2 separate regions of the Mus musculus genome follow, and region 2 is linked to region 1. A link is a loop called in an ENCODE intact Hi-C map of the cell type or tissue named here. Cell type or tissue: gastrocnemius. All regions are shown on one strand. Each heading gives the region's core, and the rest is flanking DNA. Links, peaks and the distances in the headings are about the cores only. Region 1 overlaps Zmynd12 (zinc finger, MYND domain containing 12). Region 2 holds the start of Rimkla (ribosomal modification protein rimK-like family member A).

Region 1 (15,163 bases), core at 2,529-10,528:
AGGTGATAGATCTTTTAAAAACAGGACATTTATTTATTTAATTGTATTGGTGTGTGTGAGAGAGAGAGAGAGAGAGAGAGAGAGAGAGAGAGAGAGCACAGATCAAAGGACAGCTTTCAGGAGTGAGTTCTCTGTAGCCCAGGCTTTACCACCTTTTTGTTCCCAGAAATAGCGACTCAGACTGAATTATCTTTAGCTTTGTTCCCCAACCATCATGTATCCCAAAAATCCTATTCATTCATCCTATGAGTGCCACATGGCAAGTTACCTCTTCTTCAGTTTGATGCTTCTGTCTCCATCAGCATTCCTGGGCGAATCTCCTTCTCGCTCCTGACTATCCCAAAAATCCTCTATCTGTATCAGAACTTTTACCTCCCTATTTCCTGCCTCAGCTCATAGGCCAAAAGCCTTTTATTGAAGATTTCACACATTGCACAAAAGATTCCCTCTACAGTTCTCTGCTTCAGCATGCAGGTTCGAGCCCAGATCATAAGACTTGCTGGGAAGAAATCTTGCTGGCCTGGAATAAAACATTGTTAAGAAGGATAATTTTATGAAAGTACATATAGAAACATTAGTAGTATATCAGAGAGCTCTTGGTTTATAGTACAGTAGATCATAGCATATAGATAACAGTAATTTGTGATATTTTCCCTTTAATTGAATGTTTGTGATACAAACTTAAAGGCCTTCGCTGGCCAGCAGGGAGAAAATGTCAAGTGGTATTTGATGATAAGAAGCAGTAGGAAACTGGGTGTGGTGGTTCATGCTTGCAATTCTAGCACATGGGAGGCAAAGGCAGGAAGATCACTGTAAATTCAGGGATGGCCTGGGCTAATAGTTCAAGGCAAGCCTGGGCTACAGCGTGAATAGTTTCAGAAAGAAAGGGAAGGAAGGAGAAAGGGAGGGAGGAAATGAAAGGAAGAAGGAAGGAAGGAAGAAGAAAGAGAAGCTTTAGTGGATGGTAGAATGGATGCCTTGCATAAGGGCATCCAGATGGAGGTTAATAAACCCTGATGATGCTTGAATAAAACATGTCGGCCTCATAAACAGCTTAACTGTGCTCCCAGCTCCTCCTTTATATCCTGGCCTGGGGTGAATGTATGGGTGAGACAGCTCAATATTGATGGCACCCAGAAATGTATGAAGAAAGCTGTTTATTTAAAAAGGCAAGCTATGTCAGTTACTGTCAGTGGAACAAAGGTCAGGAAGTTGGATACATTATTTATTACCTTTTCCACCGTTCCCAGTGACTCAGCCTGTCTGTCCCTCTGCTGTGGAATGTGACTGCTTCTGAATCCCAGTGAAGTGTTTTTGTTACTCTGTTTTCAGTAATTCTCTAAGATACCCCCACCATTAAACAAAACAACAAAATCCTTAAAATGCTTTCTATCGCTTCTCTGGTAGTAGTATAGTTTGTAAATTAAATCCTTGGCTGTGTTCCTGTTATCTGGAGGAGGAGGAAGAGAGAGTGGTGGCTGCAGCCATGTAGTTCCCATGGCTGCTTTTGTGCTGCATCCAGAGGCTTGAGTTATTGCACCTGAGACCTTGGAGCTCCGGAAACACACAGTAGTTGTTGTCCGGAAGAAAAACAGAAACACACTGGCCACCTTTCCCCTAGATTATAGTTACCTGTTTTGAAATATGTATAATGTATAATAGATGCGTAGGTGAAAATGTCTCCTTAGCAGTAGAAATGCAAAAGCCAATGATTGCATACCCTCAACCAGAGCCTCAGAGTACACAGAGCTGAACTGACAGGGTCGAAGCAGGGAATGGTCCAGGCAGTAACAGCAGTGGGAAGCTTTAATAGCCCACGTCCAGGAGTGAATAGAACAACTAGGCAGATATTCCTTAAGGAAGTGTAAGACTAGGGCAACTCTGTAAATTAACTAGGTCCAACCAAGTCTGTGGAACACCCTAATAACAGAACGTGCATCTTCTCCAGTGCAATGTTAGGTCATAAATATGGAAGGAATAAAATCACAGAAGGTAGGTTCTGTTATGGTGCAATGAAATCATAACCAGTAACAGAAGGAAGTTTGGTAAGTTTACAATCAGGTCAAAAATAACACTCTTTAAAATCCAGTGGGCCAAAGGGAGACTGAAAAATGCTTTGAGATAAATGAAAAGGAAACAACAACATATACCCATACTTATAGGGTATCATTGATTTTGTAGTTCCTATGAATTTACAGCTGTTAATGTACACAGTAGAAAAGACCTCAGATCAGTAACTTAGTATTCCATCTAAAGAACAAACAAAAAAAATGTATTCATTAACCCATTCATGCATGGCTCTGCATTAGATCAGACATGCTAGGAGAAGGAGCAGAGGGGAATAAAAAGGAGAGTAGGAAAAACTATAGAAAGGATAAGTGAACATCACTTTCTTGAAAAAAAAAAAAATCACAAAGCTAATGAACTTTACCTAGAGGGGCCAGAAAAAGAAGATTCAAATTACTGAAATCAAAACTGAAGTTGATACCATTATTGCCGGCCTTGCAGAAATAAGGGAAATTATAAGAGAACACTCTGAACACTGTATATCAAGAAATCAGATAACCCAGATGAAAAACAGACCCATCCCTAAGAAGCACCAAACAGACATAAGAAGCAATGTCCGACTGGATCCATAACAAGTGATGGAAAACCAAAGCCAGATAACACAGGCTGGTGTATTCTTTCACCTTTAAAGGAAAATGAACACAGATTCTTTAATTTGTTAAAAAGAGGAACAAATAACTCATAATATTCTATATTCTATAAGACCCATATTGTGCCAGGAATAAAACCAAATAAAATATCACAAAATTACAGAATAGTATCCCCAATGAATACAGATGCAAAAGTTCTCAAAATTTTAGCAAACTAAACCTGTCAGCAAATATGAAGGATTCGACATCATAGGCAATTGGGATTTATTTTAGGAGTTCAAGATAGGTTGAATATACATATATCTGTCAATATAAAACACCATACTAGCAGAATAAAACACACACACAGTCTTACTAGATGCAGAAAAACCATTGGGTGAAATCTAGCATCATACTAAACTTGGCAGGGGGTGGGGTGGGAGGAATTCCTGTTACTTACTAAATAAAAATGACACAACACACACAAAAAAAATCCAGAGCTGGTGAAGGCACAGTTGAGCCAGCCCCGCGGGTTGTGGGAGCAGGAGAGCTGGCCCAGCCCCTCACAGGCTGCAGCACTTGGGAGACTGGGGCCTGCACTCTGACTAGGCAGCCCAAGCAGCTGGCTCTGGAGGTGTGGGTGCTGTTGAACCCACCCTGAGGGCATGAGAGCAGAAGAGCTGATCCTGCCACCTTCCTGTGGCAGCTTTGGGTGGCATAGCTGGAGCAGTGCCAGAGAGCTTGCCCTGGTGGTTTGGATAAGGGAGAGCCAGCTCAGCTATTAGCCAGGCCCAGATCCTGGGCTCTGAATTGGCTCACCTCAAAATCTATATCATCTGCAAATGGTTGGAACTCATGAAAGGGCCAGTCCTGCTGTCCCAAAGCTGCAGGATATCCATGACACCGGGCAATAAAAGGATAACCAGGAGGAGTCTGGATGAGAATCCAGTATTGATGGTGTCATAGAAGCCTTCGATCTCAGAACCCAGAGCAATGACTCATTGCAATGAACATTTGCAAGTGAAGATGTGTGGACAGAGGGATATAGTGTGGGACACGCTGTGACATGCTACAGCTTCCGCGAGATGTTTTCTATGTTTTTGTTGTTTGTGTATACGTTTTATTTTGTGGGAATGCTGCAAGGGCAGAGAGTGGATATGAGGGGACAGGGAGATGAGTGGCTCTGGGGTGCATGATGGGAAACTCACAAAGAATCAATAAAAAGTGTTTTAAAAGTCCAGAGCAGCAGAGAATTAACACCATACTTACTGTGGAGGACTGCGAGCTTCTCCATGCATGAGACCTGTGAGCCCACGATGCTGCTTCCACCACTCTTCAATACTGGGGCAGGGGTTCTAGTCAGGACGCAGTTAGACAAGACGATGGAGTGAAAGCCAGCCAAGCTTGGAAAGAGTAACGCAACCTCATTTACAGATGTTATGGCCTCATCGTGATGGCTGACTGTATGCCAGCCTGACTGAAGTAAGGGATGTCGGATAGTTGGTAACACCTTGTTTTGGGGTGTGTTTGTGGGAGAGAAAAGCATTTGTCCTGGGAGACTGAGTCAAGGTCATTCTCACCACAGAGAGTGGGTACCCTGCATTCCACTGATGGTCTAAACCTAGCATGGCACAGGGGTAATTTGCTCTCTTAAGTGCTGGGATATCTGTCTTCTCCTGTTCTTGGCTATCAGCTCGCTAGTTCAGGGGCCTTTGGGCTCTCGACTTAAAACAAGTAGATCCTCTCCTTCCTCCCTAACTGCTAGTCTCAGCCTTCTGTCTCAGTTGAATTACTGCTCTGGCTTTTCTGGTTCTCCAACACAGGAAACATTACAGGTCTTTAAGATTTATTTTTTTTCAAGTGTGTGTGTGTGTGTGTGTGTGTGTGTGTGTGTGTGTGTGTGTGTGTATAGAGCTATGTGCACATGAGAACAGGTGTCCACAGAGTACAGAGGAATCAGATCCCTCTGCACATGGGGTTACAGGGGGCTGTGAGCCACCCAGCATGGGTTCGGGGAATCAAACTGTATCTTCAGGAAGAGCAGTAACTGTTCTTAACTGTTGAGCCATCTCTCTAGCACCCATCGTGCAACTCTGTGTGCTCAGTATCACATGAACCAACTCCTATAATAAACATCGATTTCCCCTGGAGGATCCTAACAGGCTTATAATATAGAAAGCATAAGGAACTTAGAAAATTATATTAAAACTAAGCCATGAACACAGCAATACTGCAGGGTATGGAGGAGTAGTTAAACTCCTATAAACTAGCAATGAGCAATCCAAAAGTGAAATTAAGAAGGTCACCTTATTCAAAACAGGATAAAATATTAGAGAAAAACTTAGTCAAGGAAGTGCATGACTTACTGAAATACCATAAAAGATGATGAAGCAGTGGCCAGTCCAAAAAGAAAACCGGTGTAATTCCCTTAAATAAGTTAAATAAATAATATACTGAGAGGGTCCTGGGGTGGAAGAGAAAGCACTAGACAGAAATGATATGATATATAGACATGTAAGTATGATGCGGCCTTAAGACAGCCTTCTTCTTTGGACCAAATCCTTAAACAGTCCAGGGGTATCTCTGACCAGTAACCCAGACAGAAGGAAGGCCCGACCTTTATAACCTTCTAGGGGTGGTGGGAAGTTCACACAGAGGAGCCATAAGTTAAGAGTTGCAGCACAGACTGCCTAGCAAAACAGTGTTGAAAGAAATTAAAGACACTGAAATACTTTTATTATTATTTAAGATTTATTTATTATTATTAATAAGTACACTGTTGCTATCTTCAGACACACTAGAAGAGAGAGTCAGACCTCATAACAGGTGGTTGTGAGCCACCATGTGGTTTCTAGGATTTGAACTCAGGACCTTTGGAAGAGCAGTCCCACTGAGTCCATCTGAAATTCCAGCTTAGACAGGCTGACTCTAAAATTCATATGGAAATTTCAAAACTTACTACTGTGCTAAACTAATTTATTAAAGATTTATTTTCCTTTATGCATATGGGTATTTTTCTTTCATGCATAGATGTGTGTGTACCACATTCATGTCTGCTGTCACGAATCCTCTGGAACTGGAGTTAGTTGTGAGCTGCCATGTGGGTGCTGGGAATTGAACCCAGTGCTCCTAACTGATGAGCCACGTCTCCAGCCCCTACAGTGCTACCTACTGTGTTAAGGTTGGTACAGGAGTGAGAAGCTATGATGGCCCATAAGCGTTCACTGAGAACAGATAGTCCTTTAACAAATGGTGCTGAGTCAAGCAGACATCCACGTGGAATAAGATGGACTTGGATCCTTACCTTCCACCTCATTCAAAAAAAAAAAAAAATCATATGCGAAAGACATAGATGTTAGCCATGAAACTGTGGACAGTTAGAAGGAAACTTAATCGCAAATTCGTGTAGTTTCAGATTTGACATCAAAGGAACCAAAGTGAAACTAGGTGAGTTAGACATCGTCAAAATTTAATTTCTTGTTTGTTTTCCAAGACAAGCCCTTGCTGTCCTGGAACTCTGTGTGCAGACCAGCCTGTCTTCAAACTCAGGTATCCTCCTACCTCTGGGATTAAAGGTGCAACAAACACCACATCCAGCAAATCTTTTAAAAAAAGAAAAAAGGAAAAAAAAAAAGTGCTGCGGAGAACGTGAGCACGATGCTCCGGACATCTAGTCTGACTGAGTGCAGTGTGGGAGGAACTGTCAGGAAGTAGTCAGGCCTGTCCACTTGAGGGCAGTGTTGGGAACTCTCTGGTGGCCTCCAGGGCTGGCACAGGTGAGATGGAGTCACTGTGGCTAAGCTCACCTAACATCACCAAGCCACAGAGACTGCACTTGTTCCAGCCAGAAACACAAACCGAGTGTTTGGAAATCCAGTCACCAGGGATCCCCACAGCACGATAAAGAATGGAAGAAGCAATGCACCGACCACACTCTCGTGGCCCTCATCTGGGAGCTGTGGAAAAGAAGTGGTCTGAGGAGTACCAGACTGCTTCTGTGGAAAAAGCCACTGTTAGACACAGCCCTACCCCATTTTCCACCAGCCCTGAACACTGTGAGCCTGTGAATGGGTTGGTACTCTTCAGGACTGAACATTCCTTCCAGGTCACTGTGTCCCTGACTGATGGAGGCAACTTCTTTTTCACCATGAAGTGTATGATCACTGAGAGATTAAAACACCAGCAGATACTGGTGCCAAAGAGACTGTCCCATGAGCTAGAAACTTTTTGTACCAAGGACCAAGAGGAAGCACAACACACACACACACACACACACACACACACACACACACACTATCGTGACCCACTACTACTGGTGGTAGCAGGAGAGCAGAGGGTCTGGGAGGAGCTCTTGGGTTACATCTTTTGATATTATAAAGGGAAGCAGTTTTAATATCAGGAATGATTAGAAAGTGTTCCCTCTGACTAGGGTTCTGTAATGTAGAGCTTCCATTCTTCAAAATTGTTGCCTTTAATCCCAACACTTAGTAGGCAGAGGCAAGCAGTTCTTTATGAATTCAAGTTCAGCCTGGTCTACATAGTGATTTCCAGGACAGCTCCTGTCTCAAAAATAAATAAATAAATAAATAAATAAATAAATAAACAAACAAACAAACAAACAAATAAATATTGCCTAGAAGAAAGGAAAAGAAGAAGAAGAAGAGGACGGGAAGGAGAAACCCATAGGATGGGAGAAAATCATAATCTGAAAAATGTCTTATATTCAGAATATATTTTGAACTCCTAAAAACAGTAAAAAGATCCAGTCATTTTTAAAAAAGAACACAGGATTTAAATAAACCTTCATCCCAAGGAAGATATAAAAATGACTAATTAGCACAGGAAAAAATGCTCGTTAGTCATTGGGGAAATATAAATTGAAACCACTAAGAGAAACTCTGTCAAATCCATTAGAATGACTGCAAACACAGACATAAACAAGCGTTAGCAGGGCAGGATGCAGACATTAGACCCCCATGCCATGGGAGCTGAGGCAGGAGGAGTGCCATGAGTTGAAGGCCAACCTGAACTACATTGTGAGTTCCTGTCTGGGCTACAGAGTGGCACCTTGTCAACCAACCAACAAAAATACATGTATTTTAAACAGTCTACACCAAATTGTTACTATCCTTTCTAGAACACTAAAGACACTGGCTTTGGGGCTTAAAATACCTTCTCACTTTTTCCTACCTTCTTAACTTTAACATGATCAGATTTTGTTTTATTTTCAGAGTCAAGTAGTTACACTCAAGAGCATCTCCGACATCACAGCGACTAGAAAGCATGCCCAGTGCAGTCTGTGAATGCTTGCCCCATCCCCCAGCAAGTCTGAAGACATTGCTAGTGGTACTCTTCGTGAGACTGACTATAGAAAGACATGTCTAAAGCCGGGCGTGGTGGCGCACACCTTTAATCTCAGCGCTCGGGAGGCAGAGGCAGGCAGATTTCTGAGTTCGAGGCCAGCCTGGTCTACAAAGTGAGTTCCAGGACAGCCAGGGCTATACAGAGAAACCCTGTCTCGAAAAACCAAATGAAAAAAGAAAAAGAAAAAAGAAAAACATGTCTATGAAGTCTTTTTTAGACCCTTATGATAGGACAATTCCTTTCCCTTCCCCAAGAAAAAGATTCTCAAATCCAACAACTTCAGTCCTCAGACAACCTTAGAACAAAGTAAGGTTGTCTTTGTTGTTCTTAACAGATGAGGCACAGCGTACATACATGAGCAGGTGACTATAGAAAAGATTCCTTCACATGTCCCGCCCCCAAACCCAACAGTTTTTGTTTGGTTTTAAATAATTTTTTTGGTTAGCATGCAAAAAGGGTTTTCTTGTGATATTACACACACATACACACATGCACACACACACATGTGCACATTTTACTTTGTCCTTTTCCATATCACCCACTGCCCTCTTCCACCCTCCATTCCCTTCCTTTCTTCCTGCTGGTCCCCTTCCCTACCTCAAATAGTTTCTTCTGCTTCATGATATATAGCCCATCACCCTCTGTCGTTCCTCCTTCCTTTTAGATATCCTCCTCTTCTTTCATACTGTCCCACTTTTATGGTGTGTGTGTGTGTGTGTGTGTGTGTGTGTGTGTGTATTTAAGTATGCATTACAGATATGAGAAAAAGCACTATTTGTCTTCCTAAGTTTGGCTCATTCCATTTAACATAATGGTCTCCAGTCTCATCCATTTTCCTTAGAAAGTCATAATTTCATTTTTCTTTACAGCTAAATCAAATTCTGCTATGTAGACATACTACATCTCCTTTATTCATGTGTCTGTTAATGAGCATCTAGGCTGGATTCATTTCCTGGCTATTGTAAATCATGCAGCAACAAACATAGATATACAAAAACCTTTGTGGGTATGTGGACTTACAGTCCTTCAGGTGTGTGCCAGAGGTGGTATAGCTGGGTCACACTGCAGCACTGTTTTTTAGATTAAACTTTTAAAATACTTAGTTATTTCATTTGATGGTTTATCTGTGTAGCCCTGTCTATCCTAGAACTCGCTCTATAGACCAGGTTGGCCTCGAACTCCGAGAGATCCATCTGCCTCTGCCTCCCCAGGTATGGAATTAAAGGTGTGCACCACCACTTCCTGGCCACAGTGCAGTTTTTATCCAGGTACAGACGTGAGAGAAAATAGACTTCCATCTCAGAAAGGCTTTAGGCTCCTGCCAGGTTTGGGTTGGGCTGGCTTTTCTGGGATTTAGAGCTGGGAGAAGACAAAGACATGCTAACCCGGTGTGATTTGTTATCAGTGGTCCTGTGCATCAGAAGGCTGACTGGGACAGCATCCATGCGAAGATATGCCAACTGCTCATTCCTCTGCGCACCACCATGCCCTTCTACAACTCAGAGGAAGAGAGGCAGCATGGTCTGCAGCAGCTGCAGAGGCGACAGGCGAGTCCTATAGCCCGTAATGGTGAAGGCAGGGCCTTGGTCTTGATGCTCCCAGTCCCAGTGCCAGTCACTGGGTCATTCCCACGGTTTCACTGAACACCCACTGGACTAGTTTGCTTGGGTGGCCATAAGACGGAGTGGTACAAACAACAGACGTTCATTTTCTCAATACTGCTGGAGACTGAAAGTCTAAGTTTGCGCCTTCTCCCTCCCCTCTCATTCCATCCTTCCTTGTGCTCCCCCACCCTCCCTCCCTTGTCCTCCCCCAGCCGTGTGCATCTTCGGGTGCACAGGTATGCTTGAGTTGCAGGTGGATGCTAGAGGACAACCTCAGGTGTCCTTCTTCAAGAGCTATTCACCTTGGTTTTGACTGTGCTTTTTTTTAAAAAACAGGATCTTTGACAGGGCTGGGCTTCACCAAGCAGGTTAGCCTAGCTGGACACTGAGCCTATGGCTGCTCCCTCAGTGCTGGGAGAGCAAGTGTGCCCACCATGCCTAGCTTTTTTACGTGGTTTCTGGGTATTGAACTTGTTGCATGTAGTTTTAAAAAAACCCACTACTGCCTTTGCCCCGGAGCTGCTGTGCTACCAGCCCTGCCCCCTGCTCCCTTTTGTTCCACCAGGCTTAGCTCTGGAATCGAACACAACCAGCCCTAACCAAGACACACTTTGTTACCTTAACTTGCCTGCTAGGCACAATTGCTGGGCGCAAATATCTCCTGGCTATAAATATGTGCCCTTACCAATCTATTATCTCCATCTCCCCTTCTGCCCTAAATGCAGTGGCTTGTTCCAATTAGCTCCTACCAAACATCTTTGCCTCCCACCCCTATAAGTGGAGGCTGCAGGCCCTAGCTCTCCCCAGGCCTACATGGTTGCTACATCCTCATTCCTCCAAAGTATGGCAGAAAAGCCCCTTCTCTCCTTCCCTGTGTCTCTTTTTTCTCTTGGGATCCAGAAGTCCCACTTGTACCTTCCCGGACTTCTTTATTGACAAATCAAGTACCAGTTAGTGAACTAGACCTTAGTATCAGAACCTCCCCTTACAGGTCCCCATGCACCTGAGACTTTACTGACTAAGCCATCTCTGGAGCCCCAGACTTGGTGACTTCTCAGACCTCTCTTCCTGGATGATGGATGGCTACCTTCTTGCTGAATCTTCATTGGGTCCTCCGTTGTTGTACACATCACTGGTGTCTCTGTGTCTGTCCAGTGTCTTGTTATAAAGATAGCAGTTAGGGCTGGTAGGATGGCTCAGTGGGAAAGAGTTTGCTGCTGAGCCTGACAACCTGAATTTGATCCCCAGAACCCACATGATCAAAGGAGAGAACTGACTTCTAGTTGTCCTCTGACCTCTACACATGCATTGTGGCACTCATGGACACACAAAAATGTAATTAAGACACCAAACAGGTTAAATTAGAGTCTATGTGAGTGGATCCATTTTAACTTAACCACCTCTTCGGATGGCATTTTATCCAAATTACCATCATCCTGTGGAATTAGGGTTTAAAGCCTCAGTACATGACTTTTTATGATACACAGATCAGTCCATAGAATCCATGTGTCAAGTACTGTGATAAGACAGTATAGGAATTTATATCCAGTAAGATGGCTGCTCTGACAAGGGATCACATCCAGAGATATGATCTGGCTGGAATGCAGACACGCTACACACCTTTAACTCCTCTGGCTGGAATATAGACATACCTTTAGTTCATACTTTTGACCCATCTGGCTGGAATACAGACTTGCCTTTAGTACACATCTTTAATCCCAAACAATGTTGTCTAATTGAAGGGCAGACAAAGTGACGAACCAGAGAAGATTTGACAGAATGAGTCGGAGATTGGATCTGTCCAACTCTCAGGAGAACAGAAGAGGCTACTTCAAAGCAGGGAGGGAGAGACAGTTCAGTTCAGTCAGTTCAGTTAGTTTGGAGCAATTCAAAAGCAGTCTTTTCCAAGGAGAGCAATTCAATCAGAAGCCAAGAGAAGCCAATTTGAATCAGTCAGCTTGGAGAGGTATTTGAGCCAGAACAGTTGAGTTGAACCAGCCAGCCAGAGTTCAGAAAGAGCTACAAAAAGTAAGTTTATTCAGTAGTAAGTCTCACAGGCTGAAGAATTCTAAGCCTAGGTTAGCAGACAGAGGCTGGAAACTGAAGATTAGAATGTACAGAGGCTAGAAGCTTCCAGGCTTAAGCCTAGGGATAGACCTGGGCTCAACCTAAGCCATGTATTCATAAAGCTTGGATATGGCTCTCAGATCATTACTTTCTCTGAGGAAATAAAAGCTACCCCTTTGGCATACCTCTGTCTCCAAAAGTATTTACATCATGATTCATAACAGTAGCAAAATTACAGTTATTAAATAGCAATGAAAGTAACCTTATGGTTGGGGAGGGGGTCACCATAACATGAACTGTATTAAAGTGTTACAGAATTAGGAAGGTTGAGAACCACTGGCATATTAAGATATTTAAAATATAAGTGAATAAAAAAATATTAGGTTATAAAGGCATCATCTTGTGTCATCTATAGCTTTCTAAATTAAAGTTTTATTAAAATTAGGCTGGGGATGTACATCAGTTGGTATGGGCTTGGCTAGCAAGCAACGAGCCCTAGGTGAGCTTTGGTATCACATAAAACTGGGTACTGGCACATGTTCACCCACATAGTGAGTTTGAGGCTATCCTGGATTCCATACGACTCTGTCTTTAAAGAGTATAGAAATACAACAATGAAAAGAGCTACAGGATTGCTGTGTCCAACACTCCTGTTTGCCAAGTTTTGAACTATAAGGAAAGATATCTGTTCCTGGACCTTGGCCTCACTGTCCCAAGTTTGCATTTTTATCCACTACACCCCTGGAGCTCATATGCACCTAGTACAGGCAGGGTCGCCAAGTCCCTTCAGCCAGACATTGGCTTTACCTGCGCTTCCACCTTGCCCTTTGCCTGGGCTCAGAGCGCCCATTCTGCCTTCCACAGAAGCACTTGATTGAATTCTGCTACACTGTTGCCCAGAAATATCTTTTCGAAGGAAGACACGAAGATGCCGTCCCTGCAGCTTTGCACTCCCTTCGCTTCCGCATGAACGTGCACGGCCTGAGCTCAGTCGAGCTCGTTCCTGCTTACCTGCTCCTGGCTGAGGCCAGCCTTGGTGAGTGGAACTGACCTGAGACCCCCAGAGCCCATTGAAGTGCTGTATTGATCCTTGTCAGGGGCAAGACACCCTTTGTGGAAGAGGGGGATGGGATGAAGGCTATAGGCATAGCTGACAGAAATCCACTCAAGCTGGGCCTGGAGTCATTCACCTTTAATCCCAGCACTGAGAGGCAGAGGAAGGAGGCCACCCTTGTCTACATAGAGAGTTCTAGGACAGCTAGGACTACATAGGGAGACTCTGTCACAAACAAAACAAAGCAACAAAAAGAAATCCCCTCAAGCTGACCTGGACAAAGGGGAGAAATCATTTAGGTTGTTAGGGTGTCCCTAGGGGTTTATAGGAAAGTGACGGGCTCTCATTCTTTTTCCAGTGTCCCTTCTTTTTCCTCTCCTTTTTAAAGCACCCCTTACAAAATTCAGTCAGACCTCAAGCACACTAGGTAGCTTAAGGGGTGACTTTGAACTTCTGATCCTCCTGCTCCCACCACTCTTCCTTCCAGTGCTGAGATTTCAGGCCAAAACTACATTCCCAAGATATGTGTTGTTGGGGATTGAACCCCGGTCTTAATTCGGTAGGCCAACCCTCTACCAATTCATCTACACCCCAGCCCTCTTTCTTGTCTCTGCTCCTCTGTATGTATCTACATCAGTGTGCCTATCTGTAGACTAAATTTTAACATCCTGTCCTCACTGCAGGAGACAGTTATCCTCAGATATCAGATCTAGCTACATCTGCATGTCCTCTGGATTCAAGTTGAGAAGCAGAAATGGCTTAGCATCTGATTTCCATTACAAATTCCCAGAAGACAGAATTTTGCTAACCTAGTTGGAATGTAGCATCTACCCTTGTTCCTGGGGTCAAAGTCATAGTTCAGAAATGGGAACCCGCCACCCTGAGAGTGAGAGCACATGCTTAGCAGGCACCTGTCTGACGGCTGCTACAGATGAGCATTCTGAGAATGGTTCATACTCTTGAGCATCTACAGGGTCTTAGGCACCATATATATCTTAATAGTCACCATTTTGAATATCATTCTTCAGGCTAGGACTATGGCTCAGCAGTAAAACACATTATCTAGCATATGTAGAGTCCTGGATTCCAGTCCCAGCTTTGAAAATAAAGTGAGGTAAAGCTGTTGTTGGTATAAGTGCCCCATCCAAGCCTTGCTGTCGAATGCAGAGGGGTCCCTGTGTCTGGAACGCTCTAGTGTACATTTTCCACCAAACTCCCCCTTTATAAGCACAGTGAAGTCTTTCATTCAGACTTCTCCAAAAATGTGTTTATAATTCCCAAAGTTACAGAATCTGAAAGAGTCACAACTCAGAGACACATTTCCTCTTGTGCAGCTATTTGTTAAATCTTCTCTCTGAAATAATCTCTCAGCTTTCCCTTGTTTCTTTTGACTTCAGAGATCATTAGCCAATTAAAAAAAATATACATTATTTTACATATCTGGGTATTTCACCTGCAGGTATGTTTGTCTACCTACTATTCCTAGTACCTGAGAAAGCCAGAAGAGGGCACAAGATCCCTTGGAATCAGAGTTACAGACAGCCACGTAGGTGCTGGGACTTGAACCCTTTGTACTCTTAATTGCCAAGCTAATTCTTCAGCCTTGCCAATCATTATATAAAGCATCTTAGTTGGATTTGTCTGCAGTTTCCTTGCTGGGGACAGGAATGTCACAGAGGTGGCAGTGTGTTCTTAATCCATGCTATAAATGGACACAATTTTCCCATTACTGATGTTAACCCACAGGCAACACCAATCAGAATGTATTAGATGGAAAGTCCAGACGTAAGGTCTAGAGTGGAGGCAGGAAGGTAGCAACTTCAGCTACAGTGTCTAGATGCCGTGCAGCTGAGCTCTGTTTAAAGATCATAGTTGGCTTTATTTGCACTTCTAGAATCAGGCAGCATCTCCTTCCACCAAGTAGAAGATGTGCTCCCATGCCCCCTCTAATTTTCCCCATGGGCTGGGGTCTGACTTCATAGTCTGCTGCAACTGGCTAGTTTGAAGAAGAGTGGGAAGGGGCCATTTAAGTCAGTTAAGTTTCAAGAATACAGCAGGGCTTTTGTGGAAACAAATGTTTAACTCTGCTAGGGGGGCAAAACATTTCCATAAAGGTTTTCACAGGGCGGGGAAGATAAAAAGATTTGAGTTCCTTGTCATAAACAAAAGTTTTATAGTGCTTTACAGAAAGACAATCTCAAGCATATGACATGGGCGTGTGTGTAGAACCACATCTTCAGTCCAATCTCTCATTTCATATCTTCGGGCCGCTTCTCTCACAGGGAGGATGCTGGCTTCCATGGCCATTGATGGGTTTGTATGTATAATGGGCTTCCAGAAGCTGAACCAGTCTTCTCCTCCAGTCTAAGTGTCCACCCCAAAGATGCCCTCCCCTCTGTGTGAGTGCTGTCCCCTCCCTCGAGGCTGACTCCTGCATG
Region 2 (15,163 bases), core at 4,215-12,214, 60 kb after region 1:
CCTGGAGGGATACTCGAGCTTGTGTCAGGTTGATAAAAAACTACCTAGCACACTTGTAATCCCAGCATTGCAGAGGCTGAAGCAGGAGGATCATAGCTGTGGGGCCAGCCTGGGCTACATACATAGTAAGCCCTACCCAACAATAACCCAGGGCAGAAAAGTAGGATAACTTATTTGCTCTGTGTTGGGTAGTCTCCTAAGAACGTCCTGGCATTTACACAAAGTGGATGAACTGGGATTTACAGTTCTCCTCTCCTGTACTCGAATACACACACACACACACACATCACATATACATACCCCCCACATATGCACATACACATCCCACACATACACATAAATTCCACATACACCCCCCCACATACATAGACTCACAGCCCACATATACAATACCCCCCCCCCACACACACACACATACACCTGACTTCACACAAGGAAACTTCAGCACTAACCTGGCTCCCAGTACACTGGGAAACCAAAGCCTTTCATGTACAAAGCACGGCAGACACAGAGGGCGCTGAGGAGCGGAGCACAGCAGAGCTCACTGGGGCACCTTTCAAGGCCACCGTAGTTTAGCAGGATCCCGCGACTGTGGCTGGCACTGCAGCTCCAGAGCAGGTCACTCTGGCTCTCTGGAGGCTGGTTATTCCTGTCACCCTCTGCATGTGTGCTGTGTCAGGAGGAAGCCGTGCCATCAAAGCACTACAGGCGTCTGTCCTTGCTGCTTTTCTCAACTTCTCCATGCTCTGCCCTGCCTGTGCCAGCTCTCCTGAGGGAGTTACATGGATTCCGGGGTAGATCCCATCACCGTCACCGCTGTGCTTATCCTTCTGAGGTTCTGTGAGGGAAGACGGTCAAAGACATCTCTCCATCTCACTGAAACCCACAGTGACTCGTGTGGCCTCTTCCTTTCCCTCGAACTTCTTTTCCAAGGTCTCTTAATTCAGTACAGCCTTTATTGAACCATTGGCTTGAGGCAGACACACCTTCTAAGCAGGGCACAAAGGTGAGCCAGGCAGCCTTGGCTCTCCCAGAGCTCACAGGAAGCTGAAGTCTGACTCAGTGTATGCATTACTTTGTCCTCATTTGGAGGTATTTTATTGGGCAGTTTCTTTGGGTCAATCTCAGTTTGGGTTTACCCAGGACACCCTGAGACCACAATGCAAGCTCATGCAGCCAAACAGGCGGTGATTTCAAGAACCGCTGAGAGAGGGGTCTGGGAAGGGGATGTGAGGAGTTAAGACCGTGATCAGTGAGTTGGCATCCTCTGGAGGGGAACCCCCAGCACTGAGTACAAATACACCCAACTGAGGGGAGGAAGCTGGAGATTTAGGGCATGGTTTTCATTCTCCATGCCTTATAGTGTGTGTGTGTGTGTGTGTGGTGTTAGCATAATGGGCTCCTGGCAGCAGCAGTGGAATCCAGCAGTCAAATGGTTATAGAGGATAAGGGACCCGGGAGTTGGGCTCCAGATAGCTGAAGAATAGCCACTATTCTAATGACAGAGGGTAGTGAGACAGCGTCCCTGGATATTAAGAAGAAAGCCAACACATGATTGTTGTTAATAGTCTGGTTCCCTGTGCAAGGCTCGTGGGATGGCAGGGGAGCTTTGGGGTGGTTCTCTCCGCATGGGGAGAATGGAGGACTGCTTCGACGGGACACGGGGGCTCCCAGGGTGTCTGGGCTCAGAAGGAAGATGTGAGGCTAATGTGTGTGTTCTGTCCACTCTAATCAGAACTAGCACCAAGGAAGGGCTTAGAAAAACTTCCCAAGAAATTGTCATGAAGGCAGAATGGGCCTGGCCTTCCCCCCAGAGTGTTGGCTGAACTGTTTGTTGTGTCTCTGGACCTATCTCCCCTTCTGTGAAATGCAAGAGTCCCAGAACTTGGCAAACCTTCCCATCACCTATCAACATCAGCACCTCATCAACATGGCCTTTTTAAAAACCAGGAAACAAGTCTTATGAAGTCCTTCATTCAGCCACTCGAGGCTCATATCGTTTCCCTGGACTCCAGACTCCATGGCTGCCCACCCCTACCACCTCAGCTGTGTGAACCCCACGTGCTGGGCAAGCACTCAACCACTAACTCCTTTCCCAGCCTTTACAGTTTCTTCATCTGTCCAACTGTCAGTTCCTTCTCATCTTTGTTGTATCCTCTCCGACCACACCAATGGGCTCTAAACTCCCTTGTCAGCCTCTCCTGATGAGCCTTCCTTTCGGTGCCAACTAAGAATTTATCAGCCCGACACAAGCTACAGTCATCTGGAAAGGGAACCTCGATCGAAAAAAAAAATACCTCCATCAGACTGGCCTGTAGGCAAGTCTGTGAGGAATTCTCTTAATTGGTGATTGATGTGGGAGGGCCCAGTCCACTGGGGGTGGGGCTACCCTAGGCAAGTGGTCTGCAGCTATAGAAAAAGCAGGCGATGGAGCTGGAGAGATGACTCAGCAATTAAAAGCACATACCTGTTCTTCCAGAGGACCAGAGTTCCAGTTCCAGCAACCACATCGGGCGGCTGGCAACTGCCTTTAACTCCCCCTCCAGAGTAATGCAATTCCTCTGACCTCTGCGGGCACACACTCACATGTATGTATGGCACACACTCACATGTATGTATGGCACACACTCACATGTATGTATGGCACACACTCACATGCATGTATGGCACACACTCACATGCATTTATGGCACACACTCACATGTATGTATGGCACACACTCACAAGTGCCTGCTCACACAAACACACAATTACAAACAATGAAACAAATCTCTACACATACTAAGATAATGGCAACAACAAAACACTGAGCGACCCAGAAAGCACCTCCTGCCCTGAGTTCTTGCCCTGGCCTCTCCCTATGATGGACTGTGACCTGAGAAGTGAGCCAAATAAAGCCGCTCCTTCCCAAGTTGCTTTGGTCTTGGTCTTTATCACAACAAAGGAAAGCAAACTGAGACATTTTCTTTCTTTCTTCTGAGTCCAGCTGTATGCCTTCCTCTTCCTGGTGACTCTATTTCCCCATTTGTCCTCCTAAGTCGGGCTGTTTTCTCACCTCTGCTCTCAGGACCCTGGCCCTAGACAAAGGATTGATGTGTTTGCTGCTCCTCATTTTACCTTCTAGGGCGCATCTTCTGTCCTCCTGGAGGATAGAGAGATGCAGCGTCTCCCTTTCCACTGAATCTCAGGGACCAGCACATAAGTGAGCCGCAGCCGCCCCCCCCCCCCGTAGTGAAGCCCCCCACCCTGAGCCACAGTCCCCTCCCCTGTAGTGAAGCCCCCACCCTGAGCCACAGTCCTCCCCTGTAGTGAAGCCCCCCACCCTGAGCCACAGTCCCCTCCCCTGTAGTGAAGCCCCCTCATCCCGAGCCACAGTCCCCTCCCCTGTAGTGAAGCCCCCATCCTTAGCCACAGCCCCCCCATAGTAAAGACCCCATCCTGAGCCACAGTCCTCCCCTGTAGTGAAGCCCCCTCATCCTGAGCCACAGTCCCCTCCCTGTAGTGAAGCCCCCATCCTGAGCCACAGTCCCCTCCCCTGTAGTGAAGCCCCCATCCTTAGCCACAGCCCCCCCATAGTAAAGACCCCATCCTGAGCCACAGTCCTCCCCTGTAGTGAAGCCCCCTCATCCCGAGCCACAGTCCCCTCCCTTGTAGTGAAGCTCCCTCATCCCGAGCCACAGTCCCCTCCCTTGTAGTGAAGCCCCCACCCTGAGCCACAGCCCCCCGTAGTAAAGCCCCCTCATCCCGAGCCACAGTCCCCTCCCCTGTAGTAAAGCCCCCATCCTTAGCCACAGCCCCCCCATAGTAAAGCCCCCATCCTGAGCCACAGTCCCCTCCCCTGTAGTGAAGCCCCCCATCCTTAGCCACAGCCCCCCCATAGTAAAGCCCCCATCCTGAGCCACAGTCCCCTCCCCTGTAGTGAAGCCCCCCATCCTTAGCCACAGTCCCCCCCTGTAGTGAAGCCTCCACCCTTAGTTTCCCCTTGACTCCTTCCTATGTTCCACCAACCCCTTACCAAAACCGTCTTGCAGACTGTATCCTCACTCTGCCCCCTGCTCTGCTCAAAACCACTACAGTGTCTCTCACTGGGAACGGCCATGCATTGTCCCTCCCCCCATCCTTTCTCTGTCACCCTCTCCATCATCCAGAGTGAAGCCAATGTCCATCACCAACCCTCAAGGCCCTGTGTAGCTGCTCATCTCAACCCCAACCCTCAGCCTCTTCTCCTCATGCCTACCCACACTCCCTCTGTTCTTCCACACTGGCCTCGTCCACACTCTTTCCTCCCTGGACACGTCTACTCTCTATAGCTAAACAGTGAACTTCCTGGGGTGGAAGGGAGGGGAGGGGAGGAGAACCCAGAGGGAGAGGGAGGACAGAGAGCTAAGTAATGTTAAGGATTTTGGAAAAGCCATAGTAAAACATTGTTTTATGAGCTTACCTAAAAACACATATATAATCTATATGGTTCAAATGGAGTTAGGCCACATAGGGTGATAATGTCTGCCCTTTCCCTGCAGGAGCCATAGTCTATTTAGCAAAAACTCCAGTGCCAGATAGGGGAAACCTTCCTTCAAATGGTTGACCAGGAGATTCCAAGAGACCCCTAAAACAACATAGGCTGCTCCCATTGCCCTTGGTTGCCTCCCAGAACTTGAAGGTAAGACCTGATTGCTAAGGAGCCTGTGTACTTCAGGATTTAGAAGACTGGAGCTGGACCTGACCTGCATACCTTTCCCTTGAGGACTGGCTCTCATGATATCGGGAGGGCGTCCTGTGTGCTGCCAAGGGAGAAAAGCAACCGATAATCCTGCCCAGCTATAAAGCCCACCAAAGCACAATGAGGAGCCCAGCAAGATAGTCCCAAGGGTGGGCTAGCACCACTTTATCTGGGGGTAACTAACAGCTGTCTAACTGGAACTAAGGCCTGCTCAAATGGAGGGACTTCCTGGCTGATACTATAATTGTAGCCAGCTACCCATGGTTAGAGAGGTCATAGACCCTCAGTGGAGAACCTACAACTGCCACTTTCCTAAACCAGCTAATTCCTAACTGCCCTCTAAATGCTTATCCTATCGCCCCTCATTGAAGCGCCTTCGTTAAGCAAACTGTACGCTTCCTGACCTTCTTCTGCCTGTGGGTGAGACCACCCTAGTCACCCTCATACTGCCATTCTCCACCTCCACCTCCTGCTTTCTTCCTGTCTTAGAGACACCATGACCACAGCAACTCTTATAAAGGACAACATTTCACTGGGGCTGGCTTTTGGTTTCAGAGGTTTGGTCCATTAACAGTCATGGTGGGAAGCATGGCACACCGACAGAGGTGGTGCTGGTGAAGGAGCTGAGAGTTCTACATCTTGATCCACAAGGCAGCTGGGAGAGGACTGTGAGCCACTCAGCCTGGTTTTGAGCTAATAAGATCCCCAAGCCCACCCCCACTGATACATCTCTTCTAACAGAGTCACACCTACTCCAAAATGCCACACCTCCTAATAGCCACACCCCTAATGGCCACACCTCCTATTAGCCACACCCCCTGATAGCCACACCTCCTGATAGCCACACCTCCTGATAGCCACACCTCCTAATAATGCCACTCCCTATGGGCCAAACATTGGAACACTTGAGTCTATTTGGGGGGGCATTCCTAACCAAACCACCATTTCTCCCCTTTAGCTTTTTCCAGAAATGCTCTGTATCATTTACTTACCTTGTTTATATTATACCCCAATATAGAACATAATCTCCTGGAGAGGCAGTGACTTCTGTACTTTTATTCAGGCACCTAGAACAACACCTGACATACAGTCAGCAGACACTTGGTGACAGAACACAAGACACATAAATTTGTGAGGGTGAAGACCACGTCTGCTCCTATTTGCCATTCTATATCTCCAGAACACTACGTCGTGGCACCCTGCTTAGTGGATACCTGCCACACAAACTGGGTAAAATGGAGACATCGGAGTGTCGTGAATTAAAATGTAATGGTAAAGGCGTGAGAGTAAAGACCCTCCATCCCTCTTCAGTCCTCAACACAGAGTCTCCGAATTGTCACTTGCTGCTGGGGAAGTCTTGAGGAACTCAGCTTGTAGCCCTGGCTGGCCTGGAACTCATGATGGAGACCAGACTGGTCTTGAACTCACACTGACCCATCTACCTCTGCCTCCCCAGCCCTGGGATCAGCGCCAGCCCCAGCCCCAAGCCCACCCCTGTGCACTTTCCTTTTGAAACAGGGTCTCACATAGTCCAGGTTAGAAAGAGCTTGAATTCAAGGCCAGCCTAAACTGGAAACAAAGCAAGACTCTGACTTAAAATAAAAAAATAAAAGACTGGTCGTGTAGCACAGTGGCAAGGTGCTTGCCTAACAAGTGAACCAAGCCCGATTTCAATGTTTTCCTTTTTAACCACAGATAAAAGAGAACGTGACCTAGAAAGTACTTTATAGCACTGGTGCTACTGATGGAGATCACTAGCAGCCTAGCCTGTACAAGACCCTGGCTTCAATCCCCAGGGCTGCATAAACATAAATAAATAAACACATAAGGCCACCAGAGCTGAAGCTCTGAGAGCAGCAGGAATGCTGAATCATGCTCTCCCTGAGACAATGCTTACAAGGCCCCCTCTGCCAGGTCACACACATTTTCTCTGTCTCCGATTATGACTTCATAACTCTCCCTTTTCCTAGAGTTGGTTAATAATTCTGACCGGAGGATGGTCAGAGATCTTAACTGTCATTAGTAAACCTGTCCTCACAGAAAAGCTCACCACAAACACATACACATCGAATCATGATCTCCCAAACACAGTCTCTATCTCCACAAAGGCCTTGTGCGCTTTACAGTACAAGCCTCATGCTTCAATCTAGGTAACGAACATTACCAAAGGCCTACTATGTACTGGGTATGGGAAAAAAAAAATCTTTTTTGGAGAATCCTAGATAGGGGAGGGGTCGGATACAGGCCTTGTACACAGATCAATTATAATAAACTTTCAATGGGTGCTACTCTGATGTTGTTTGGTAGCAGGTGGAAGATATCTCCATGGGGATAGAGAAGGGAGCTTAGGAATGACGCAGGAGATACCAGTGACTTGAGCTAGATTTGAGGGATGAATGGAATTCTACCATCTGGGGGGAACCAGATGGGGACCTCAGACTGATATTTCAGTGGAAGCCCAGGAGTCACAAGACAACAGTGAAGCCAATGTTGACTGGCGCGTGAAAAGACAGCAGGATCCACTGAGTACGGCTGTAACTCCCAGCTGGTGCTGTGTGCATAATGACCTCACTCACGTTTATGAGTATTAATAAGTAAGAAGAACGGAGCACAAGCCACGCGAGTTGGCGTGAGGACCTATTACTATGACTCCGTGATTACAGTTGTTACTATTAGTTACATGTGTTTTGGTCTTGGAATCACTTGTGTTTAGGGAAATAAACATTTACTGAACGATTAAACAACGTGCAGATTCTCAAAGGAACAAAATAAGGTAGATAAGACGTTAAGCCAGCAGAGTATAAAGGGGGACTTTCTATAGGACTGCTTTAGTAACCTGAGGGTCACTGCTCCAGCCCCAGCCCCAGCCCCATCCAAATTCAGGTTGGTTAGGGTAGATCTTCTAAGTTAAAATAACCATCACAGAGCCAGGTAAGTCGATTTCTGGGGGGTTGAGGCCAGCCTGGTCTACATAGGAAGTTCCAGGACAGCTAAGGCTATCCAGCGAGACCTGTCTCCAACAAACAAACAAACAAACACACACACACCAAAAAACCTGTCTTCAATTTCTCCATCCATCCATCAAGCATCTATATAGATTTTCTTGTAAATGACTAGTTTGTGAACACAGACATTTTCACACATGAGTTCTACTTAATTGCTTACGTGCTTCCTGAATCATTACGATTTAATTTTCACTTTTCTTACAATTGATTCTTTAACACGAAGTTTTATACATTCAGAGAGAACATCTTCAGAAGTGCTGATGTACACGTAAAGACTGACAAACAATAGGAAAATCTGACTACCGTCTCTCAAAAGGATGTTTTTACAAGCTGTAAAGAAAACAAGGAAACTCATCTTGGGAATGGACACAAGTATATATTAATGACCGGTTTTAGATCACCAAAATATAACTGATCATTCCACTTAAATATGGAACCCAAAGCTTTTCAAGCTTGGAGAATCTCAACTTAAATATGACATACATGATTCAAAGAGATGGGGGCAGGAGAGAGGGCTCAGTGGTTAGGAACACTGGCTGCTTTTCCAGAGGGCCCAGGTTGGAGCCTGCATGGTGGCTCACAACTATAGCTTCAGTTCCCAGAGGATATGATGCCCTCATCTGGCGTCTGAGGGTACTGCATGCACATGGTGTACAGACATACATGGAGACAAAACACCCATAGACATAAAATTAACCGTGAAAAGGCAAAACCAAACCAAACCCTAAAATCAAAGTCAAAGTGATTATCACAAAGCAAAGCCGAGACATTTGGCAACAAAAAAGCTGTAAGAAGAATCTAGTTCTTCAAATTCTCTGTTCAGAAATGGCGTTCACCGTTAACCAATCAGGAGGGTTTCAGCAACCCAAACTTAAAAAATGGTATTTTTACACTTAAGCACACCACTTGAAATGTGGAGTGTCTAATGCTTGCATATAACTACTCCCAAAGTATATGCATTTTGAACCTAGTAAGGTTTAACTACACCTACCGATGAACAATGTACAAAACTGAGCTATTTCACTTAGGGACACATACTCAAAACCTCACTTGTAAGTAGTCTGTTCAGGATGTGGAATCCCTACCCTTGCAGAAGGAACTCTACTCAACCAGTTAAAGATGACATATGGGTAACATTCCAAGAAGCATCCAAGACGGCCCAACCCTCCTCAGCCCTGGACCCCCTGAAATAGCTGGCTACCTCGGAGGGCTTACCGAGAACACAGACTGTAAGCCAGTGAATACGAGTTTCCAAAGTCATGGATAGCTTAGCAATACATAGCAGGCATGTATTGAAGATAATAAGAATAAACAGAACGCTTTGAATAGGCAGTCAGGGATAATAACCATTTCCCCCAACCTCCCACCTCAATTGCCCTGGACCCGGCACTGAAGGGACCAGTGAGGCCTGGAAGTACTTGGCTATTTTGGAATCTGAATTAAACATTCTTTGGGAGGAGGACAAATTAATGGAAACCATCAATCGTCTCCTCTCGCCCCTTCCCCTCCAGAGACGATCTCAATCTTTCTCAGCTGTCTCCCATAATTAGGCTCCCAGTTTGAGAATAGTGTTCTACCTAGGGCGTTCATCACTGGAGCATACATACCACTGGAAAAGTTTCCCAAACATCTGCCTAAGAGCAATTTTGTGAATTCTGGGTTGGTTCTTTTAATTTCGGGATCCAATCCGGCAGGCCACCTGTGCTCGGAGAATCTACAGTGTGAGGTTTGGTGCCTTTAGCTTCAGGTGAATGTGAATGCCCCATTAACTCATCTCCTAAATGAATTAAGCATCTTCTCTACTCTTGGCCTCAGGCTGCTGCAGAGGGGCTACCTCGGAGCCGGGCTCAAGGAGGAGAGCGGCCGGCTCACGGGACCCCGGTGCCCCTCCCTCCCTCCCCCGGCTGAGCTCACCTAGGTGGCCGCCGACGACGGTGACGGCGATCTGGTCCAGGAACACCGCCCGGAAACCCACGTCCTGCTCCGAGCAGCGCTGGCGGAGCGCGCGCAGGATCTGCACCTGCGGGTAGTCCTCGCGGATGAGCCGGTCGGTCAGCAGCCAGACCTGCGCGCACATGGCGACCGAAGCTGCGGCCGCTCGCCCGCGCGACCCCCTGGCGCGTCCCAGGCGAGCACCGCGGCTTTGCTTGCGCCGTGCGCCAGCCGCCTCTGCAGACCCGGCCGGCGAATGCTCCGGATCGCCTCGCGCCGACGCCGCCGCCGCCGCCTCCGCTGCCTCCTCCGCCGCCTCCGCCCAGCCAATCAGCACGTCGCGACGCCCGGGGAGGACCCGGCCCGGAGCCTGCGGAGCTGCGCAGCCTGCGGCGGCCGGGCGGGGCTGGGGCGACCCCGGGAACCGATGGGCCACTGGCTGGGTAGGCGCGGTGCTGCTCCCCCAGAGAAAAGTGCGAGTCTTGGTTGCACCACCAACCTCTTCCAAAGACAACTCCCAGCCTGGCAAGGTCACATGGCGGGGCTCTGCAGCTGGACTTGACCCTTAGAAGAGCGATCTGTCTGCCCCAATCCTGGCCTGCAGCCTGGCTGGGAGATGGAGGCAGTTGGGTCTTAGCAACCAGATACTTCATTTAGATAATTCGAAGATCCTTTTCCTTTTCTTACACCCCAGTTTGCACCAGCGCTTGACCATCATAACCCCAGTGTCATAAAAACAGGTTAAGACCCCCATATTGAGTTAGGGGAACCCCTAGGGCGCGTTTTTTCCTCCTAGTCCACACCCCACTTCCCCTCCGCCCTCCAACTCAGTCCTCTGTACATACTGTCCGTGGTCCTAGCCGTTTGCAAATTCTGCCCGCAAACAATAGCGTGAAACCTGGTATTCGGTTCTTGAAAATAAATTAATTATACATTTATTTATGTATGTATTTATGTATTTATTTATTTATGTATTTATTTATTTATTTATTTATTTATTTATTTATTTATTGTGCACAAGGTGAGCTGGTGGCCTGTTACCACAGCTTGATCGTGAAGATCAGAGGACAACTTTCAGGATCTGGTTCTCCTGAAACCCACCATGTGGATCAAAGTCAGGCTAGGCAGCAAGTGCTTTTACTCTCTGAGCCATCTCACAGCTCCTAGCTAGTCATTTCTAAATAACTATGGGGTTGACTTTAGCCAGTTGTGTTTCCAGCTCTTTAAAACATCTTTTTGAAATCATCATCGCCGCCGCCATCATCATCATCATTTTGGTTTTTTCAATATAGGGTTTCTCTGGGTAACCTTGTCTCCCTGTAGCCCTGCTTCCCTGTAGCCCTGTGTAGTTTCTGTCCTGGAACTCACTCTGTAAATGTGATGGTTTGTATATTCTCAGAGTGGCACCATCTGGAGGTGTGGCCTGGTTGGAATAGGTGTGTCACTGTGGGTGTGGGCTTAAGACCCTCATCCTAGTTGCCTGGAAGTCAGTCTTCCACTAGCAGCCTTTGGATGAAGATGTAGAACTCTCAGCTCTGCCTGCACCATACCTGCCTGGATACTGCCATGTTCCCACCTTGATGGTAATGGACGGAACCTCTGAGCCTGTAAGCCAGCCCCAATTAAATGTTGTTTTTTTATAAGACTTGCCTTGATCAAGGTGTCTGTTCACAGCAGTAAAACCCTAACTAAGACACCGGGTTAGTCTCAAATTCATTACAGAGATCTGCCTTTGGCTCCCCGAGTGCTGTGATTTAAGGTGTGCTCCACCACCACCCGGTTTAAATGATGTTTTGTGCATCTTCGATGTGTGTTTGAAGCACAGGGTCACGTGAATGCCAGAAGGAGCTTGCAGGGTGTGCAGAACAACTTTTGGGAATGGGTTCTCTCCATGGTAACTAGGTTTGTCCAGCAACACCTCTACTCAGTCAGCCCTCTTGCTCTCCCTAACGCATTTCTTCCTTCTTTCCTTTTCCTTTCTTTTTCTTTTTACTCTTTTACAAAAGAAATTTTATGGTTTCAATCTTGACTCAGCAATGACATCTCTAAATGGGCAAGACATCTCTGCGAAGGTGAATGGTGAACTGCAAATGTCCTGTCCACTAAGATATGCCTCTGGGAAGTTCTGTATTCAGGAAGTTTAAAAAAATATTTTGAGGCAATAATGTTGCTAAAGCACCTCCCTAGTCCCCGAATGCATTTTCTAGGTGATGAAACTGTAACCAGTGCCTTGTAATGGGTACTTTCAAAGAAGGCGATTTAACCACAGCTCCACTCAAAGCCAGATGCCCTCTCCTGCCTTTACCATTGAGGTTGCATGGTTTTTGAGGACAGGATGGGAGGTACAAAGGGTCTCACTCTGTAACCCTGGCTAATCTTAAATTCATAGAGATCTGCCTGCCTCTCCCTCCCAAGGGCTGGGATTAAAGGAATGTCCAATTTTCTACAGCAATTTTTATTGCTTTTGGAGACAGGGTCTCGTGTAACCCAGACTGTTATAGAACTTGCTATAGCCAGGAATAACTTTGAATGCCTGATCTTCTGGCTTCCACCTCCTGAATAGTGGGATTGAAGGCATGAGCTGCCATGCCTGGTTTTATGCCAGCTCTTGGTATATATCTTGTGTAGCCTTGTCCCTAAAGGCCATCTATGGAATTACCCATCAGATACTATTAGGGGTCAGAAAACTTTGAAATGGAAGAAAAACAGTGACAAATTCTTTCCTAGACCTCCTGACCTTGTAACACCCATAGCCTTTTCTTCCTCACGTAAGGTATAGAAACCAGAATTCTTTTTCCTAATGCTGGTTATAAAACCTGGAAGCCCCCTTCCCAGAAGCCAGCTGTAAAACCTAAAAATATACCGTATTCCACTATGGGTGTTTTACTCTAGCATCAAAATTCCTCAAGCACGGAAGTAGCTTCCCCAAATAAGACACAATTTTCTAAAATGTGTAATGCTGTGGTTTGGATAAGCATCCACCTGGAGACCCATGTGCCTTAAGGTCTTGGCTGTCAGTCTGTCAAGCTGTTGGGAGATGGTAAAACACCTAATATATGGATCCCAGTGCAAGAAATTGGGTCACTGGAAATGGAGGCATCCGATGTCAGCCTTCCCTCAGTTTGTTCTCTGTCTGTCATGCTGTGAGAGCAGCCTTCTCTGCCAAGTGTCCCAGAACACACTGTCTTGTCATAGGCCACAAAACAGCAGGTCAACCAACTCTGGATAGAAAACTTCAAAATTATGATGAAAATAAATTTTTTGCTTTATAAGCTGATTATCCCAAGTGTTTTGTTATTGTAATGCCAATTAACACATATTACTTAAGTAGTATTTCTTTGCATATGATTTCCAAATTGAAAGCCAACCTTGATTTCCAAATTGAAAGCCAACCTGAGCTTCAGCAATATAATAGGATGCTGTTTGCTTCCATGTCTGAGTTCCTACTGTTAAACCCCTCCATTCTAGGTCCAACTGTCTTCGACAATAATGGGAAGGTATTATCTCATATCAAAGAAAACTGGGGGTAAGTGACTCTACTGTCTATTCACTTAACTTCTCACTAACAGCAGGAACCCATATCCTTTTCCACACTGTTCCTTTGGACACCCATAGGATGATACCAACAGTCACAACCTCACAGCATCCGGCACAAGTCAAGACCAACTCTTTCCATGTGGCTTTTTAGCATCAAGAAAGCCTTTCTCAGAAGGCCTCAGTTAGATTTCTCACACCCAAGCCAGTCACTAGTGTCAACATGAAATAACATCTCTCTGCTTTCAAGGATACAGGAACAATGTTTATTTTACCATGGCCCAGGAATATAGACTCAAGTTATCCTGAGCGACACAGAACGAGATCCTATGTCAACACATTTATCAAATGCATTTGTGGAACACTGGAGTCTATAGTTTGTTACACTTTAAAATACATCCCCATGGTTTACCTAATAGTCATGAGAGTTTTCACCATATACAGAGGACCAAAGTATATGAAAAGCCTAAGATAGTCCAAGAAATTTTTGGCTTTCAATTTGTAACATTCTATTTCTCTATAAATATGATTGATGCTCCATCCTGGTGAGGACTGAGAGTTTGCAGGATTTTAAATAGAGACGTGGCTTCCTAAGAAAACTTCAGCTTCATGGTAGGAAAGAATGAGGGTCCACCATGCATAACTTAAATTAGTGCTGATTCTTCCAGTGTCTGGGAATTGGGCTCTCCTCCCTATCCACAAGGCCATATAGAGGTGGATGGACATTGGAGGAAAACAGGGACCATCTAAGGAGGACTGAAGGGAGGAGAGATGCCAAGAATACAAACTCTGTGTCTGGAATAGTGTCGGCCTCTTATGGAAGAGGAAAAGCAGTCGAACCACACATTGACTTTCAGTGCGTCTGCCTGGGTGTCAGATCTTCTCAGAGTTCTTCACCAAAACAAGTGGCTGGCTAAGTCTGATGTCATCACCACTGGGGTAGGGAAGTATGACCCTTTCCTCAACAGCAGAAGAAAAAAGGCAAGAAATTGTGACCTATAATCCAATCTGTTACAAATTCTGATTTGCCAATCATTTCTCTTCTCTTTAGGACTCCCAAGGAAACAACACACAAGAAAGAAATGGGATGGATGGAAAACAAAAGGCCGTGGCTGGGGAGATATCTCAGTCAGTAAGATACTCTCTTTGCAAGCTCAGGACCTGAGTTCAAATACCCAGTAGCCCACGTACAGCAGACTCACGTACAATCCAAGTATGGGTGGGGGAGTGCAGAGGGAGCTGGGGGCAGAGAAAGGAGGGTCCCTGGGGCTTGCTGGCCAGGCAGCCAAACGGGGGAGCTCCAGGTTCAGAGATTCTATCTCAGATAAGTTGGGGATCAATTGAGGAAGATGCTTGACACTGTTCTCCAACTTCTGCACACATGTGCACAGAGGTGCACATGCAGTAATACCACACATGTATGCATGTACACACACATACCAGAAGATCATCTTATTCTCAACATACCTGGTAAATAATAACCTGGAGGGCAGAGTTCAGCCAAAAGACTGATTTGTCTCACAAGGCAAACTTGGGACAGTAAACCTAGACTGCTTGCAGGGAGGGAGGGAGAGGTGCTCATCCCATCTGCAAAACAGACCAGAAACTTTTTGGTTTGCTTTTGAAATGTGACCCCTCTTATGTCACCAAACTCTTGGATCCAATGAGCTCCTCCTACCTCGACTCCAGGCAAACCACAGTGCCACGCCCTACAGGAGCAGACCCCACAGTGCCACACCCTACAGGAGCAGACCCCACTTTACTCAGCTGAACTTGGACTTATTTGGAGACCTAGTTGTGTGGTACAGAGAATGATCTGTCCTAGCCAGAGTCTCAGCTTTGAAGTGAGGTTTTTAAATATACAGCAAGCCAAAGTAAAAGAATAAATAACATGTAACTGACAGACAGACAGACAGACAGACAGCAAAATGTCATGAAGTGTGTCGTTCAAAGCATCCACCAGAAACCAGAT

What was found. A loop is a pair of places that touch in the nucleus more often than their neighbours do. Peaks named below come from ENCODE experiments on the same cell type or tissue, not always from the same donor. Only the 100,000 strongest peaks of a DNase experiment are listed, where the experiment ranks them.
Region 2: a loop joins it to region 1, with 5 times the contacts of the local background. A loop is called at or near these places in 4 of 42 quality-filtered maps.

The regions. Positions count from the first base shown.
Region 1 is chr4:119,424,545-119,439,707 of GRCm38, forward strand. It overlaps Zmynd12 (zinc finger, MYND domain containing 12), which reads left to right. Exons shown (of 8, transcript NM_001014900.2): 2 at 9,406-9,547; 3 at 12,536-12,707. Among named protein-coding and RNA genes, the nearest start is that of Zmynd12, 9.4 kb to the left of the region's middle. In gastrocnemius, for the core only: a CTCF peak has its summit at 6,362 (motif pointing right); DNase peaks (open chromatin) are centred at 3,331 and 6,377.
Region 2 is chr4:119,482,658-119,497,820 of GRCm38, forward strand. It overlaps Rimkla (ribosomal modification protein rimK-like family member A), which reads right to left and starts at 9,941. Exons shown (of 5, transcript NM_177572.4): 1 at 9,640-9,941. The coding sequence starts at 9,802. In gastrocnemius, for the core only: a CTCF peak has its summit at 8,347 (motif pointing left); DNase peaks (open chromatin) are centred at 7,222, 8,343 and 9,930; H3K4me3 peaks cover 1,128 bases.